2 separate regions of the Homo sapiens genome follow, and region 2 is linked to region 1. The links are chromatin loops, found by intact Hi-C in ENCODE. Cell type or tissue: right lobe of liver. All regions are shown on one strand. Links, peaks and the distances in the headings refer to the core of each region. The heading gives the core; the rest is flanking DNA.

What was found. A loop is a pair of places that touch in the nucleus more often than their neighbours do. Peaks named below come from ENCODE experiments on the same cell type or tissue, not always from the same donor. Only the 100,000 strongest peaks of a DNase experiment are listed, where the experiment ranks them.
Region 2: it touches region 1 in a loop (2.7-fold over the local background); 80 of 110 quality-filtered maps call a loop at or near these places.

The regions. Positions count from the first base shown.
Region 1 is chr9:37,923,579-37,926,078 of GRCh38, forward strand. The region is part of intron 5 of SHB (SH2 domain containing adaptor protein B); the gene reads right to left. Among named protein-coding and RNA genes, the nearest start is that of SLC25A51, 21 kb to the left of the region's middle. RefSeq lists enhancers at 1-233, 1-28. In right lobe of liver, for the core only: no CTCF peak of the experiment used is centred there; no DNase peak of the experiment used is centred there; H3K27ac peaks cover 194 bases.
Region 2 is chr9:38,348,461-38,364,821 of GRCh38, forward strand. The region is part of intron 1 of LOC107987065 (a long non-coding RNA gene); the gene reads left to right. LOC105376040 (a long non-coding RNA gene) reads right to left here. Exons shown (of 4, transcript XR_929605.1): 4 at 6,433-6,472. Among named protein-coding and RNA genes, the nearest start is that of ALDH1B1, 36 kb to the right of the region's middle. In right lobe of liver, for the core only: no CTCF peak of the experiment used is centred there; no DNase peak of the experiment used is centred there.

The DNA.
Region 1 (2,500 bases), core at 1-2,500:
AGGGAGATGCCATCTAACAGTTGAAGATTTAAAAGCAGCTGCCAGGAGTGGCTTCAGTGACTCCCACCTTCACACAAAAGGAGACGCGAGCATGAGCAAAGGAAGCATGAGCACTTCTGTGGAGAACAGAGGGGTTCATCAGGCAAGGAGTATGGCTGCTCCAGGCAGCATGTATTCTGAGCTGCAAGCAGCCTGGGGGTCACCTCTCACTCCCCTGGGGTACCGTGGAGGAAACTGAGGCCAGAGAGTACACTACCCTGGCCCAAGGCGCACAGCAAGGCAGGCTGCAGGTGAACCCAGAGCCCCGGCCCCGCATCCCGAGCCAGCTGAGCCGGGCTCCGAGCCACATCTCCTCCCACCCTTCTTCAAGGCAGCATGGGCTTCCACACCTCGGCACCGTCATCAGCACCATCGTCGTTCAGGGAGGGCATTGCCCCCGGGGAGCTTCAACAGGCTGCTATGCCTGCCAAGCTCCTGCATCAGCCACATCTCCTTTGATAGGACATCTTGCGAGGGCAAAGTCACAATGAGAGGTGTCTCTGGTGGGTGACCTGTCTAATGAGTCTTGTAAGGCTGGCAGAGGCCGGGGTGCTGGAGCTGTCACAGGCGTTCAGATCGCTCATTATCATCACAAAAAGCACCTCCTCATCATCAGGATTATCAAATGTGCCGGGCACGCAGGGCTAATAACAGGCCCCACCTTGCAGCGCAATCACGGGCTTTAATAAAACATTACTCAGCCTGCAGCTGCCGGCCGCCGAGCAGGGTGCGAGGCCTCACCTCTCGCTTTTAGACCTAATTGCTTGATGCATATTTCATGAAGAATCCTGGGTAATAGTTATGTTAAATCGCTTCTTTTCATGATGAAATGACTTAAAAATACTTGCATATAATATTTATGCAGGAGAAGGATGGAAATTGGCCTTTGGGACTAATGTGTGGGACCCAGTTACAGGACTCCAGACACAGAGGGGATTTCTGGTTTACCTTAGCTTGAAAGGTGCATGGGGAGCTGCTGTCCTGACCCAGATGTCCCCAGAACATTAGCCCTCAGGTCAAAACCATCTAAGGCTCCCCATGGCCAAAACAGATATAACAACACCCAGTACTTCAAGAGCCCCTACTGGGTACTGGGCTCTGAGCTGAGCTGTTGCCACATATTATCTCATTTAAACTGTAGAGCAAACAACTTTAAGTTGTTAGAATGATCACTGTTTACAGATGGGAAAACTGAGGCTCAGGAAAATTGTGTCTCATGGGACATGGTAGGGCTAGGATTTGAACCTATGTTTGTTGAACTCCAAAGCCTGGCATTCAAGGCCCTGAAGCTCCCACCACAGCCTCATCTTCCTCTGCTCAGCTACCCGTTGGCCTCTTTCTGCCCCAAGATCTGGCTTCCCTGCAGCTTGGTGAGAACTGGAGGTTAAGAATCCTGTCAGCCCATTGTGATGTTTCTCAGCAGGCTGAGCCTTAGCCCCCTCTGGCCTCTGGGCACACATACATGCCTGGCACACAGCTGGGGCACTGTGCCCATCACCCATCCACCCATCTATCCATCCATCCATCCATCCACCCGCCCACCAGGGTCTGCCCAGAGCCGGGGCAATGAGGCCCCATGCATCCTCCCCTCCAGACGTAAGCTTCCCAGGGCAGGCTGGTGGCTGGTCGACCTTGTCCCTGACTGCAGCCCAGCAAAGGGAGAAGCTGCCCACTCTGAGGCTGGATACAGTGGATGCTTTCTCCAGTCAGCAACAGTCCCAGGACGAGCCAGTGAGAACTGGCAGAGTGGGAAGGACTGGGGAGCTTCCGGAGGGTCATCCCTATGAGGTGAGTACACAGGCACACGCTTTTCAAATCAGAAAGTCTCCCCCAGGGAGGCCACAGGGAAGAATGCACCAGAGCCCTCTTCCCTTAGGATTTGGAAAGGACTTATTCCTGAGGCCACTCAGCCGCCCAGTGTCCCCTGCCCAGGCCTAAATAAAACATGAAAGTGAGACAAGTTCCCTTGCAAAATCATGGTCTTCTTGAAGGGGTAATGTGAGCGCTGGCCCTGCCCCTCCCTACTCAGGCTCTAAGTGGCTGCGTCTTTTCTTCTTGTTGGGCTATTTTATTTTGCTATTTTTTACCCCTACTCTTTCTTATGACTTTATTTTCCATTACCCCAAAGAATGTGGCACAAAGCTGTTGGGCCATTTTAAACATTTAAATCTTACATTGTGCGAAGATTCCTGGGCCAGGTTGTTGGAAGGAGAGACAGAATGAGCTTGTGCATTTAAAGTGCACTCAACCATCAGTTGCCAGATAATTCTCAGGTGAGGGAGGTGTCGCAGGTCCCTTGGCCTTGGGGAGCAGGGCAGCGAGTGCTCACACTCTGATCCCTGGGAGCACTGCCTCTATGCTTGGCATGGGGAAGGGCCCTTCCACCCCCACAGACATGTACTTGCTTCCAACAGGGTGGAGGCAAACAGGGAAGTTTGTGCGGAATTGAAGGGAGTCAGGC
Region 2 (16,361 bases), core at 5,321-7,820, 430 kb after region 1:
AGCAAATTCCAAAATGTTACATATGTATGATTCCATTTATATAACATTTATGAAATGGTAAAATTTTAGATATTGAAGACACATTAGTGGTTGCTGGGGAGGGCAGGTGCTGGGATGGAGGTGGGTGCAGTCATAAAAGGGTATATTAATTTCTTTTTTATTAATTTTTTATTCCCATAGGTTATTGGGAAACAGGTGGTGTTCGGTTACGTGAGTAAGTTCTTTGGTGGTGATTTGTGAGATTTTGGTGGATCCATCACCCGAGCAGTATACACTGCATCCAATTTGTGCTCTTTTATCCCTCACCACCTTCCCACCCTTTCTCTCTGAGTCCCCAAAGTCCACTGTGTCTTTCTTATGCCTTTACTTTCTCATAGATTATCTCTCACGTATGAGTGAGAACATACAGTGTTTGGTTTTCCATTCCTGAGCTACTTCACTCAGAATAATAGTCTCCAATCTCATCCAGGTCACTGTGAATGCCATTAATTTATTCCCTTTTATAGCTGAGTAGTATGCCATCATATATATATGATGGAATATATATATGTGTGTGTGTGTGTGTGTGTGTGTGTGTGTGTGTGTATAATACAACAGTTTATCCATTCATTGATTGATGGGCATTTAGGTTGGTTCTATGTTTTGCAATTGTGAATTGTGCTGTTATAACCATGCATGTGCAAGTATCTTTTTCATATGATGACTTCTTTCCCTCTGGGTAGATACCCAGCAGTTGGATTGTTAACTCAAATGGTAGTTCTCCTTTTCGTTCTTTAAGGAATCTCCATACTGTTTTCCATAGTGGTTGTAGTTTACATTCCCACCAGCAGTGTAGAAGTGTTCCCTATTCACTGTATCCACGCCAACATCTATTATTTTTTATTATGGCCATTCTTGCGGGAGTAAGGTGATATCACATTGTGGTTTTGATTTGCATTTCACTGATCATTAGTGATGTTAAGCATTTTGTTCATATGTTTGTTGGCCATTTGTATAACCTCTTTTGAGAATTGTCTATTCATGTCCTTAGCCCACTTTTTGATGGGATCGTTTGTTTTTTTCTTGCTAATTTGTTTGAGTTTGTTGTAGATCCCAGATATTAGTCCTTTGTCAGATGAATAGATTGTGAAGATTTTCTCCCACTCTGTGGGTTGTCTGTTTACACTGCTGACTGTTCCCTTTGCCATGCAAAAGTGCTTTAGTTTAATGAAGTCCCAGCTATTTACCTTTGTTTTTATTGCATTTGCTTTGGAGTTCTTGGTCATGAAATCCTTACCGAAGCCAATGTCTAGAAGGGTTTTTCCAATGTTGTCTTCCAGAATTTTCATAGTTTTAGGTCTTTAAGTCCTTGATCCATCTTGAGTTGATTTTTGTATAAGGTGAGAGATGAGGATCCAGTTTCGTTCTCCAACATGTGGCTTGCCAATCCCAGTACCATTTGTTGAATAGGGTGTCCTTTCCCCACTTTATGTTTTCGTTTGGTTTGTCAAATATCAGTTGGCTGTAAGTATTGGGGTTTATTTCTGAGTTCTATATTCTGTTCCATTGGTCTATGTGCCTATTTTTATGCCAGTACCATGCTGTTTTGGTGAATATGGCCTTATAGTATAGTTTGAAATCAGGTAATGTGATGCTTCCAGATTTGTTCTTTTTTGCTTGGTCTTGCTTTGGCTATGTGGGCTCTTTTTTCATCCATATGAATTTCAGGATTTTTTTTTCTAATTCTGTGAAGAATGATGGTGGTATTTTGATGGGAATTGTGTTGCATTTGTAGATTGCTTTTGGCAGTATGGTCATTTTCACAATATTGATTCTACCTATCCATGGGCATGGAATGTGTTTCCATTTGTTTCATCTGTGATTTCTTTCAGCAGTGTTTTGTAGTTTTTCTTGCAGAGGTCTTTCACCTCCTTGGTTAGGTATGTTCCTAAGTATTTTATTTTATTTTTGCAGCTATTGTAAAAGGAGTTGAGTTCTTGATTTGATTCTCAGCTTGGTCATTGCTGGTGTATAGAAGAGCTACTGATTTGTATACATTGATTTTGTATCCAAAAACTTTGCTGAATTCTTCATAAAAGGGTATATTAATTTCTAATTTCTTCTGTAATAAATGACCACAAACTTAGTGCCTTAAAGCAATACAAATGTATTCTCTCTCAGTTCTGGAGATCAGAAGTCCAAAATTAGTTTCACTGGGCTAAAGTCAAGGTGTTGGCAGGGCCGCAGTCCCACTGAAGACTCCAGGGGGAAACCTGTGTTTTGCCTTTTTCAGCTTCATGAGGCCGTCTGCATTCTTTGACTCATGACCTCTTCCTTGCATCACCTTAGCCTCTTGCATCCATCATCACATTTCTTACTTCCTGCTTTGACCTTCTTGCCTCCCTCTCACAAGAACCCCTGTGATTACTTTTAGGGCCTACCTGGATAATCCAGCAGCATCATCTCCCCCTTTGAAGATCCTTAACTTAAGTACATCTGCAAAGTCCCTATAACATTCACAGATTCCAGGGATTAGGACCTGTATCTCTTGGGGGATAGTGGTAGTTGCATTATTCAGCTTACCACAAAGGGCTACACAAGGAATCTTGGTGGTGTTGGAACCGTTCAATATCTTGACTATGGTGTGGTTGTATCCCATACAAAGATCTACCCAGGGGATAAGATTGTGTAAAACTTAACACACACACACAATTGAGTACAAGTAAAACTGGTGAAATCTGAATGAGATGTGTGGCTTTTATCAATATCAATATTCTGATTGTGATATTATACTATGGTCTTGCAAAATGTCACCATTGAGGGGAAACTTGGCAAAGTGCATAAGAGTTCTCTCTGCATTCTGTCTTACAACTGCATGTGATTCTACAGTTATCTCAGGAAAATTTTTAATTATTAAAAAAGTGCTAGGCCAGGTGTGGTGGCTCATGCCTTCATATAGTTTGGCTGTGTCCCCATGCAAATCTCATTTTGAATTGTAGTTCTCATAATCCCCACATGTTGTTGGAGGGACCTGGTGGGAGGTAATTGAATCATGGGGGCAGTTACCCCCATGCTGCTGTTCTCATGATAGTGAGTGAGTTCTCAAGAGATCTGATAGTATTATAAGGGACTTTTACCCCTTTGCTCAGCACTCATTCTCCTTCCTGCTGCCATGTGAAGAAGAATATGTTTGCTTCCCCTTCTGCCATGATGGTAAGTTTCCAGAGACCTCCCCAGCCATGCTGAACTGTGAGTCAATTAAACCTCTTTCCTTTATAAATTACCCAGTTTTGGATATGTCTTTGTTAGCAGCGTGAGAATGAACTAATACATGCCTGTAGTCCCAGCACTCTGGGAGGCCAAGGAAGGAGGATCCTTGAGCCCAGGAGTTCAAGACCAGCCTGGGCAACATAGAGAGACCGTGTCTCAAAAATAGTACTAGGCTGAAGGTATGGCAGAAGCCAATTTGGTCATCTTCTCAGCTCCCTTTCCTTGTAATCTTGCAGTCCTGCCCACAAGGATGGGCTGTCAGCTGCCATGTGTTAGAAGCTGAGCTGACCCTCTTGGCTACAGGTGATGGCACCAGAAGTAAGCACCTGACCCAAGATGAGCCCGTTAGAGCCCATTCTTCAGTTCTTTGGTAATTTAGAATTGGGACGCCGGAGACAGCCACCCTGTGGATGGCTGGACTTGTCACATAGAAACATGACACTTGGGGTGTCCATGTTCTACCACGTACAGGGAGGAACAGGGGATGTTCATTCAAAGACAGGAGATCGGAGTCCCTCTGCAGAGGGAAGCAGACAAGAGCTGAAGAGGGTGCCTTGCTTTCCTATTGGCTTTCCACTTCCTGTTTCTAGTCCTTCTGGAGATGTGGCCCAATTTAGCCCCTGGATTTCATGAGATTCCTTGTAACAAATCTCCTCACTGCCACTCCCTGTCCTCCAGCTAGCTGAGAAAGATTTCTATTATTTACAGTGCGGACTTTGAGCCATGGCCTGCCTAAGCCCTGGGTGCCCTGGGGAGGTTTGTGTGCTACCCTTCCAGGGTTCAGCACAGGGAGGGTATGCAAAGGGTCCTTTTTAATCTTGGACTTTGACCCCACTCCTGTCCTGTATCCTGTCAGTCTGTAAAATGCAGGAGTGGGCCTGTCAGCTGCCCTGAGAGCCCTCTCAGCTCTGCGGCTCTCTGCAATCAGTCCCACGCATGGTGCACACAGTGGGAACTTGCTGACTGCTCATAGCATGGGGTGGAGGCTGTCCTGAGAATTGTGCCAGAGGATGGTCTGAGGACAGTGGGCAAACCCCAAACACTGTCATGTCTAGAGGAAAGGAGACTGAGAAGAGCCCAAGTCAGCTCCCCTAGGCAACCAGGAAACAATTTGCAAGATGGAATTCAACAAGCAATGCCAACAAGATCATAATGACCATATTTATGGGAGAACGTGGAGGCCCGCGTGCGGGTTTTCATTATCATGTGTATAAATGTGATGGCTCTGTGCAGCCAGCCTCCCGCTCCAGGCGGCAGCTGTTGGCTGGTGCATGGTAATTTGATGTAAATTGTCCCCAAATATGGTAGTTCCCTCCTCTGCCAGGGGAGTTTGAAGTCACAAACCTGGAGATGTTGGCAGCAGATGTTTTCTTACTCCTCCGCAGGCTGCTGGTATTGTGGAAAAGGATAACAAACCCAGAGACAATGCTTACCTGCACCACCTCTGGTGTGCCTGCTGTGAGACCTGCAGCACACGCGCCACCCCTCTGAGCCTGTTTCCACATCTGTAACATAGGCACAATGTCCTGTCAGGGTTACTTTGAGGAGTAGAAGAGATATACCCAGAGCATCCAGTACAGTGCTTTTATTAATATTCTTCTTTGGGACCTCGGTGGTGCCAGTTGTAGGAGCTGGGCAGTCAGTGCCCAAGCTTGTCTTCTAGTCCTAAATGGTGGGCTCCCCCAGGCAGAAAACAGGAAGAGCAACATGATTAAAATAAAAGTGAAAGTTCTAGGGAGAAACCTTAGTCTAAGGACAGACTAAGGTTTAATTCAAGAGCTCACTGGAATTTGTAAGCAAAACATCAATACCCCAATATGTAAATGAGCAAAGGGTTCAAACAGACAATTCACACCGGAGAAAGACAAATAACAATCCAACACAAAGAAAAATGTCTTTCCCCCCTCTTTTGCTTTACTTTTCTTTAATCCTCGGTGCAAGATATCAAATTAAAACAACCTCGAGATGGCTTTATTCCCACAAAATAAAAAAATATGTATATTAAAATGAGTTTCTAGCTGAAGTGATACACTCCGCTGGGGAGGTAAAACTTATCCTGTAGCAGACATTTTGCAAGGCGATCTAATAATATGTACCAAAAGTCAAATCAAGATAAATGATCCAGGCATCTCACTAATGTGAATTTCTCCTGAGGAGATTATTCAACAGGAGGAAAACGCCAAATCAACAAAGATGCCGTGAAAACATTTGAAAAGCGAGGTATGCATGCGTCAGTGGAAGATGGGGAAGCCATCCATGAGGTTCCACACAGAATACCCTGAAGTGCTTAAAAGGGTAGTTGTGTTTTGAGGATTAGGCATAGCATGTGGAACAATGTTTACAATGTATTTTTAATTTAAAAAAGGAGCACAAAAGGCTATTTATAGCATGATGGAAACTATACACATGTGACTGTATGACGCAAATGGTGCCTCCTTGCAAAGGATGAGACATTGAGAGGGGTGCGCTGTCCAGCACAGAGGGAGACCCCCGGGAGGCATGAGATCTCTGTCTCTCAGTCCCAAAGGTCATCTCAGAGCAGCAGCAGCAGCAGCAGACAAGCTTTGAGAGGTCCCAGAAAGCAGGCCTAGCACATGAGATGGAACTCTTTTGGGGGGCAGGTGGCAGCTCAGCTCAGGGAAGAGCCTTCTTGTGGTCAGTGACATGGGCTGGCCCCTGAGGTAGTGAGCTTTCAGGGGCTGGAGGTGTGCAAGCAAAGGCTGGAGTAGAGCTGGGCAGCTGGAATGATGTCACCTAGGATGGTTAAATGATATTAATCACATGTCTACTCATACCAGCCCATCTAGCCAAATATCCCTGTATTAGGCCATTCTTGCATTGCTATAAAGAAATACATGAGACAGGGTATTTTATAAAGAAAAGAGGTTTCATTGGCTCACAGTTCTTCAGGCTTTACAGGATGCAGGATGCTGGCATCTGCTCAGCTTCAGGGAAGGCCTCAGGAAACTTACAATCATGGCAGAAGGCACAGGGGGAGCAGGCACGTCACACAGTGGGAGGAGAAGCCAGCAAGAGACAGGGTAGAGGTGCCACACGCTTTTAAATGAACAGATATCTCAGGAGAACTCACTCACTATCGCGAGAACAGCACCAAGGGGACGGTGCTAGGCCTGCTTTTTGGGCCCCTCAAAGCTTGTCTGCTGCTGCTGCTGCTGCTGCTGCTGCTGCTGCTGCTGCTGCTGCTCTGAGATGACCTTTGGGACTGAAGGACAGAAAAGCCATCACAAAAAATCCAACTTAATGACCCAATCACCTCCCACCAGGCTCACCTCCAACATTAGGTATGAAAATTCAACATGAGATTTGGTGGGGACACAGATCCAAACCATAGCAATCCCTAAAAGGGAAACAGAGTAAGCCCATTCATTCATGGAACACAGGGAAGAAAGAGGGAGAGGAAGAAGGAAGGGGAGGGAGGGAGGGAATGAGGGAGAGAGCAAAGGAGAAAAGAGAGGAAGAGATGGAGGGAGGGAGGGGGAGAAGGAGGGAGGAAGAGAAGGCAAGGCCTGTCACATGCTAAGCAGGTATCTAATCCCTTTGTAAACACTGTCAGAAATTTATCTTCCTAATTGAAAAGCCCATGCGGGCTGGTTAATCCAGTCCATGTTAATGAGACCAAAACACATTAAAGTAGATATTGACTCCAGTCGTCAGAGAGCCAGGATTGAGGACACCAGGGGGAATATATTGACAAAAGTGAGGCTGGGGTCAGCCTTGGCCCCACGGACATTATCCTGCTGCTCCCTTGCTCAAACCACCCCACAAAGAGACCCAGTCATCCACCCAGGGCCTGCAGGATTTTCATTTCTTATGGGGAGAAAGTGCTACTTCCATGATGGAAGCCATTGGCCCCCTTAAATGGAAGAAAGTGGCCTTAAAAATAAAGGCCTAAATAAAAACATTCACTCAAACAAGTAGAGCAAAGTACAAATCTGTTCATGTTTAGTAACTTCAAAGAAATCATTACCAAGCCAGAGAGGGGCCTTCTGGGAGGCTGGGGTGAAGCAATGCTCAACCAATGCTTGTCTCCTGCTCATGACATTTAACCCCTCCTACAAAAGGTTAATACTCTTATCCTCAGCATTGCACTTAGTAAAAAGTCTCCCATCCTATATTCAATTAACGAGTGAGGCCTGGACCTCGGAGTCACACAGACCTTGTTTCAGCCTTGCCATCCCTCTCCTGGACCTCAGGATAACTGTGCATCAGTTGCCCTGGCCCCAGTTTCACCCTCCCCAATCCATCCTCCATGCAGGCCACTAGAATGTTCCATTTGCCAGTTCTGATCATTTCTTGCTCCCACTGAAAGACTTTCCATGTTTCACATTGCCTACTGGATAAAGCCTAAAACTGTTTGTCTTAATTCACCGTTTTTCTAGCATCAGCTCCTATCACCCTAATCACCACTGTCCCAAATTCCCACTATCACTACATGCCCTACGCTCCAGCCATTGACTTATTGAGAGAAAGTGACTTAACTCACAGGTCTGGACTCAAATCACCTCCACAGTCAGGCCAACACACTTTCGATTTAGTAGAACATGTAGTCATCTTGTTTGAAGATATTTTAAAAATACAGTATTAGGCCCATTGAGTTGCACAAACTTCTCAGTTTACAAATCTTTTTATGTAAATCATCTCATTTAACCCTCACTGCAGCTCCATGAGGTGGATATGATGAGGTCTGCTCTGCAGATGCTCAGGGACTCTGCCAAGGTCCCTCAGTGACTAGAGGGAGCTGTAACCAGGGACAGGAACCCAGCTTAACCAAGCACTTCTTGCACTCTGAGCCTACAGTTCCCAGGATCCATATTAATCCTCCTGTCTTACAGAAGAGGAAACTGAGTGACAGAGAGGTCCAGGAACTTGCCTGCATCCCAAAGTTACAGGGGTGGGTCAGACAGATCCATATCCACCCAGCTCAATGTCTACTTCTTTCTCCTGCATCCCAGCTGCCTTTCTGAGGCAGCCATCAAGAGGCTAAGTTGAGGCTGCCCTTTGCCCTCAGCAGTCATTCTTCACTGGGTCCCAGGAACAGGGGTTTCTGGATCATTATTTAGAATGTGATGGGAAGTGGGCATCAAACCAGACAGCAGCTGTTGTGTGAATTGAGGGATTCAATTGTCCTTGAGAAATATGTGTCCTTTGGGAGCAGCCCCAGCCCTCTCTGTCCCTGATCTGAAATAACTCGCGGGAAGTTCATGGCCAACCCTAAACCTGGTGGCAAGAAGAGCCTGAAACCCTGGAGCAGCCACCAAATTTCACCTCCAGTGGGTGGAGGGCAACTCGAGTTGTGTTTCACAGGCTGCTTTGAAATCCCAAGACAACACAGCAAAAAGGCACTCTCAGGTATGTATGTATTCATTCATTCATTCATTCACAAACGTGTCTTGAGAGCCTACACCTTGGCAGGTGCTCTGGGAGACACAGCCCAGGCCGTCAGGCCCCAGTCCAGTGGGGAGATAACCTGGTAAACTGTAAGGAAGAGGTTCTTCTTATCCAACTCCTACCTTTCCCATCTAAAGGAACTGAGGCCTAAGACGGGAGGCCCTCCTCTGCTTTCAAAGAAGAGAAGGCGGCAGTTTTGTGTTCAAGTCAGAGACCTCACAATGGCAGTTTTTCAGGAGGCTGAAGGGGCTGAATTTCTGTTTTCCCCAAGGCAAGCTGTAAGAGCGTTCCTTTGACAAGGTAATAAAACATCTGTGTTTACAAGAGAGACAGGAGGAAGCTGGCAGCTGTGGACCTCTGGGGCTGCCTCTGAAGGTGTTGCCTCGAAAGATACAGTCTGAGGTGGAGACATCCAGCTGTGAACAGCCTGTGCCTGGCCCAGAGCCTGGGTACTGGTCTCTTCCTTCTGCTTTAGAGACTTCTCCTGGTCTCCCACTTGTTGTGTGCTGGCCCACCCTGGCACAGGCCCCATCTGGACTTGCTGCTCACTGAGTGGTTGTTTGATGGATGGATTTCATCTCATCTGTGCCCTTCCCAACATGCAGCTTACCTAGAGGTCACAAGGTTTTAAACTCTTCTCTTCCCCCCTCCTGCAAGGTCATACGAAGCTGCTTTATTTGTCATCAAGGCCTTTCACTGCAACCCGCCTTGCCAGCCTTGTTTCTCTTCCTCCCGCACTCATGTGAACCCAGATCAAAGAGAGCCCACCCCACCTCACTGGACAGCACTGGCAGTGAAGATTCCACTGTCTGGCTTGTTGACATGAAGCTGGTCCCCAGGCCCTGTGTGGTTATGAAGGTGGGAGGGAAGCTAGAACCTCCCCACAGATAATCCCCAAGTCTCCAGGTTTCTATGGAAGCAGAGAAGTAGTAAAAGGCACATGAGGGGTATCTTAGTCTGGATGACTCTTTAGTCCACACCTGGGCTCTGGGATTGTTGGCCCTAGCACCCCTTCCCAGGTCCTCATGCAGCTGATACTCAGCTCGGCCTGACACCTTGACCCCAGCACCTTCCACTGGTCCTGCTTGATGCTGCCTCTTCTGGAAATGGGAATGGTGATCCTTCCCCACCCTTGCTACCTCCCAGCTGAACAGAGGGGCACATGAGGTCATGCGTGAGAAAGCACTTCGTAAAGGGTGAAGCACGAGGCTCAGAGGAAGCAGGTTCAGGTTTAGTTAAGATTTTTAAAGCATCAGCTGGGCGTGGTGGCTCATGCCTTCAATCCAAGCACTTTGGGAGGCCAGGGCAGGAGGATGGCTTGAGCTCAGGAGTTCAACATGGTGAGATCCCATCTCTACAAAAAATTTAAAAATTAACCAAGCATGGTGGCACGTCCTGGTAGTCCCAGCTTCTTGGGAGGCGGGGCAGGAGTATTACATGAGCCCAGGAGGTCGAGGCTGCAGTGAGCTTATGATTGTATCACTGCACTCCAGCCTGGGCAACACAGCAAGACTCCGTCTCTTAGAAAAAAGGGATAAGTGGCTCGTGTTTACTTTTGCAGTCACCCTAGTCATAGGGCCAGTTCAGCTGCGGTTCCTTAGGAAAAGGAAAACATCTATCTGCATCCTCCTAGTTACTAATTGAGCATGTGTTGCCTGGTACTTTCTCCAGATAGGACTTTGTTCATTTCACTCTGACCAGGAATGTGCAGAGGAAGCATTCAGACTATTCTGCCACTGTGACTGCTCCAGGGATGTGGGTAACAGACACTGGGTCATTGCCACAGGAAAACCTCAGCCTTGCCCACTGCTGGGAACAGCCAAGGAGACAGAAAGGAAGGTGACCCCTGACTCACTTGCATTTTGCAGACCTCACAGGAGTGTGTCTACTTGATGCCCCAGGGCCCTAGCTGCATGAGAGTGGGGAGAACACAGAAAACACAAGGTCAGCTCTCCAGCCTCTCCAACCAGCAGTGCAGAAGGGTGCTGAGCAAGCTGCCCCCCAGTATCCACCTCTGCAACCTCCTCAGTCTACAGAGCCAGCCGGGGGTGGGGCCAGCACTCAGATCTGCCTGGCTGGGACCCTGAGCCCTCCTCTGGATCACAACGTCTCTGTGATCTGGGGGTACAATGGTGTGAGATGAATGATTCAGGATAACCTTTCTGATGCGGGGAGAACAAAGTGTCCCTGCTACGTCCTCCAGAAAGCAGAGTCAACACAGCCGAGGGAGTACAGTCCAGAGATGTGAGGTGCATGGGAGGGAGGCAGGATGGAGGGAGAGCCACAGTGAGGATGTGCTTTTTTTTTTTTTTGAAACAGGATCTCGCTTTGTCACCCAGGCCAGAGTGCAGTGGTGCGATCACTGCTTGCTGCAGCCTCAACCTCCTGGGCTTACGTAAGTCTCCTGCCTCAGCCTCCTGAGTAGCTAATTTTTAAAAATTTGTTTGTAGAGATGGAATCTCACTGTATTGCCCAGGCTGTCTCAAACACCCGGCCTCACACCATCCTCCTGCCTTGGCTTCCTGAAGCACTGGGATGGCAGGCATGAACCACTTATCTGTTCTTGGTGTAATTGCTCCCCCTTTCATGGAGGGCTAACTTAGAGTCAAATCTTCACTCTGTGATTCCATCATCCACAAAGCCCAACTTTGACTAGTTGGGAGTAATCCCACTGAAGAGGTGCCAGTGGGAATGTGTGGACTTCTCCTGAGGCCTGGGGGTCCCCAGGGCTGGTGGAGGCAGGAACTCCACACTAAGGCACTGAAGAACCTGAGATGTCCCACGGCTGAGAACAAGAAGAGTCTGTAGGCTCGGGCAGGGCAGAACCAAGGGGACTGGGGCCAGGAGGAAGGCTGGAAAGAGGAGCCCAATCCCAGTCCTCTAGGTGGTGATCTGCGGCACAGCAGGATCAAAAGAGGAACAGAGGCCAAGGGCACAGGACATCTGGGATCCAGGCCCAACTTGTTCATGGCTCACTGTTTGCTGTTGAGCAGGCCCCTTCCCCTCTCTGGACTTGTTTCCCCACTTGTAAAACAAGAACTAGCTGGCCTCTAAGATCCCCCTCCAGCCCTGGAATTCTGTGGGTTGATGAGAAATCTCCCATAGTTAGCAACTGCTCCTGCACAAACCCACAGTCACATGAAGATGCAAGCAGATTGTTCTGTATTCACTTGGGAATTAATACCCTGAGTCAGTCTCTTTTCCACCAAGTGCTTGCCGTTGCCTTTTCAGATCTCCACACCAGAGCCACGAGTTCCAGGTAGCTCTACATTTGACACAATTTCTCACCATGCCAAAGAAATCTCTTCTCCCAGGCCACAGCCAAATGGAACCATCTGCACCATGAAGCTGAAGATAAAGCCGCAGAAAGATTGCTGTATTGTGAGTGGAGAAGAGGTCAGAAACAACCCTTCAGCCCAGGGAGCCAGGGAAAAGGCTGGGGTGCCAGGCCTTGACCACGATGTGGGTCAAAGGGAGGGATGGCCTGCCTCCCCTGAAACTGTCCCTCCTCACAACAACCCCCAGAGTTATGTGCTTCTCCCCCATTCTGGAGGTGAGGAAAGTGAGACTCAGAGAGGTGAAGTCCCCTGCCCAAAGTTACACAGCCAGTGACGAAATCAGGCTTCAAAATGAAGTCTGTCTGGCTTTCAGCTCTGGTACATGACCTCCCCCTGACACTGATCTGTTTGTAAGCATGCCCCCTTTAGTGGAGTCTCCCTTCAGGGGCAAGAGCTGGGTGGACTCAGCTCTTATTGCAGGGCTCATAGACACACAACAGATGCTCAGCAAATGCTGGTGGAGCAAAACTGAACAGAATTTCCACTAGCGCCCAGACACTTGAAATTGATGGACAGGTGATCTCCCATTCGGGCCATGTGTGTGTCATCTGCAATGGCTCCCGTGGAGTTGAGCAGACAGGAAAAGTGTCTCAGTCCCAGCAGGAGGCACAAGGTCACACTCTTGGAAGGAATTAATAATATCCAAGGAATTCCTCTGGAACAGTGGGGGGGAATAAAGGTTCTTCAAAGAAGGCCTAATAGCAAATTTTCTGGATTTTCCAGCTAATTTGAAGGTACCTACATGGAACATTTTCTTGTCAGAAAAGATTTTAAAATACATTCATTCAGCGTGACATGATAATTGGGCCTGGCTGCCTGATGAATGCCTTTTATCTATTCCTGAGCTATTGTTCGCTGGTATTGAGCTGATGGGCTGGAACCAGCACTTTGTTAAATGCACAAACAGAGCCACTTGCAATGATTCCGGTCACCAGAGGCAGTGGGGTGTCAGAGGTGCAGGGAGCTGGTAATGATAGTGTCAGAGGAGGAAGGAACTTTAGCGATTAGAGAAGGCAACTTCTTCACTGTATACCTAGGGAGACCGAGACCCAGGGATGAGCAGGGAGCCGCTATGGGGGTGGCAGAAATGGGACTTGGACCTGGGTGTCCTGCCCAGACCCTGAGCATCCTCCCCTGCCTTCTGAGGATCCTGTGAAGAGAGGCGAGCAATAAACAGCGTGTGTCCATGCAAAGCTGCTCACACCCCCTGGATCCTCTGCTGGAGTGTGCTCCACTCGCACTTCATGGCAGGGCTTGGCTGCCAAGCGGAATGCATTTCTGACAGCTGACTTTTCTCAGCTCTGCAATGTTATTATAGAGTCAACTGTTTTCATAGGCCCTTTTCTCTCTCTCTCCTTTCATGTTTTCCTTTATTTTAATGTCTTTGTCTTATCAAAGGCAAATTTCCAGGCCTGGCCATCTGATAATCATTTGCAAAGTCTCCATGTTTCTTTATCATCACCCTTTCTGAGAAGGAAGGACTTGTTTGGACCTAACAATTCTTCAACTTCACATAATTTTTTGGTTTTATCTGAATCTGAAATTTCTCCACTTTAAAAAAAAAAAACAGAATCTCTTTTAGAGTAGCTCTGAGCCTTCCATGTGTTAATTAGGTGTTTGCGAAACTATGGTTTGGGTTTTCTGCTTTGTCAGAGCAGGGCTACTATTTTTCTCTTAAAAGACTCAGTACATTATTAGAAATGCCTTTCACTAACATTTAACAAATAAAACAGTTCTATAGGGACAATGAAGTTGACATTTCCATTGTTTTCTTTAGAAAACACCACAGTGTTAATCATCCCTCAAGGGATTGCATTTTTTGAACAAGTGAAGTAGCAAAGGCCCAGGCCAGGGAGTACACGTATGTGCACACGTGTTGGTGTTTAGCCACGGATGCATGTCTATGTTTTTATGCTTAAGTCTGCATGTCAGAATGTGTATTCATGACACTCTGCATGTGGCTGTTTGTCTGCCAATGATAATCGGCTACATGCATGTATGGATTAATGGTCTGTGTGCGTGTGTGTGTGTGTGTGTGTGTGTGTATGTGTATGTGTGTGTAGATGAACCTATGTAAACCTGTGTGTATCTGAACATATCTACCATGTATGTGGATATGTGCTTCGTGCACCTCTGTGTGTGTGTTTTATGGCACCGTGACTGTATTCATGAGTACATGTTTGCGTGCGTACTTGCTCGTGTTTATGTACCTCCATAGTCATGTATCACATAATGAAGTTTCCATCAATGACAGACCACATATGCGACAGTGGCCCAAATTATAATATGGTATTTTCACTGTACCTTTTTTATGTTTAGCTATGCTTAGATACACAAATACTTACCATTGTGTTACAATTGCCTACAGTGTTCAGCACAGTACCTGCTGTACAGGTCTGTAGCCTGGGAGCAATAGGCTATTCCGTACAGCCTCAGTGTGTAGTAGGCTCTGCCATCTAGGTTTGTGTAAGTTCAGTCTACGATGTTCACACAAAGAGGAAATTGCCTAATGACGCCTTTCTCAGAACGCGTCCGTATTAAGTGACGTATGACTGTATATAGATATACACATCTATCCGCATATGTGTGACTGCTATGTGTGTGATGATTTGTGAGTCTGTGTGCATCCATATGTCTGAACATAGGCACACGTGTGTAGATATGTCTTTGTCCATGTTTCTCTACTTCAGTGTTTGCATGCCACGCGGATGCTGAGTTCTGTGTTCAGAGCCTCCTATAAACACGTACACAGTACCCTCCAGTGGACATCAGTGGAAAGCACCTTCAAAAAAAAAACAAAGCCAAAAAAAGGCAGGATCTGAATCGCTTCCAAATTCAATACTGGTTTGTCATCAGACGCAGGGTGAAGTTTTCAGGACGGTCCTTGAGAAAACCGGGGAGGGTCATGCTTCTGGAGTGGACACACACTTAACAGTTTTCCCTATGGAGGTCCAGCCTACCGGCAGCTGCTTCATGATGCGGGGGTGAGAGGACAGAGGCAGGATCACTGGGTGGGTCTGTGAGCCAGGAGGGAGGAGGTGGACGACACGCATTAGACCATGGTCAGGAGCAACTGTACTCAGAGCTTCCATGTTTGCTGGGGCCCTGCATTCTCTATTGCCCCAGTCGGGCCCAGTTCCAAGAACATGGAATTCACATTCAGAGCTATGCCCTTCATGCACCACACCAAGTCCCACTGGTCTGGGAAATAGGATCCCTTCACCCGAAACGCTGTGTTGATTTCCTGTGGCTGTTGTAACATAGTGCCACAAACTCGGTGGCTTCGTGGAGGTCAGAAGTGTCAATGGGTCACCAGGGCTGGCACCCTCTGGAGGCTCCAGGGGAAGCTCCATCTCCCTGCCTCTCCAGCAAGGTGATCTGCATTCCTTGGCTGGTGGACCCACGTCACTCCAACCTCTGCTTCTGTTTGCACATCCCCTTCTCTGCCTCTGTCTCTCCTAACTCCCTCTTTCCCTTATAAGGATCCTTGTAATTCCATTTGGTCCACCTGGATAAGCCAGATAATCTCCCCATCTCAAGTCCTTAATCCCATCTGCAAAGTGTCATTTGCCACGCAAGGCAACATTCCCACGTCCTGGGGATAAGGATGTGGATGTCTGGGGCGCATTATTTGGCCCACCACAGGTGCCCATCCCAGAGTTCTGTGTCTCCCTGTACAGTTCTGTATGCGTTGGGACTAGCAGGACTTGAGACACTGGTGCCACTTATGGCAGGTTTACTCGGTGCCTGTCATTGCACCTGACTATGCACTCTGCCATTTGGTCCTCGCAGCTTTCCTATGAGGTAACTGGGGCTTGGTAAGGTGACCTAAGGTGCCAAGGCACACAGCTGGGAAGTCATGGAGACAGATTTTGAATTTAGGATTGTCAAACTTCAAAACCATGATGACGTGGTTTGGATATTTGTCCCCGCCCAGATCTCCTGTTGAAATGTAATCCCCATTGTTCGAGGTGGGGCCTGGTAGGAGGTGTCTGGGTCGTGAGAATGGATCCCTCCTGGCTTGGTGCTGTCCTTGAGATGATGAGTTCTCTTAAGATCTGTTTTTTTGTTTTTGTTTTTGAGACAGACTCTCGCTCTGTCGCCCAGGCTGGAGTGCAGTGGCTTGATCTCGGCTCACTACAACCTGCACCTCCCAGGTTCAAGTGATTCTCCTGTCTCAACCTCCCAAGTAGCTGGGATTACAGGCACGGGCCACCACTCCCGGCTAATTTTTGTATTTTTAGTAGAGACCGGTTTTCACCATGTTGGCCAGGCTGGTCTCAAACTCCTGACCTCAAGTGATCCACCCACCTCGGCATCCAAAGTGCTGGGATTACAGGGATAAGCCACTGTGCCTGACCGAGA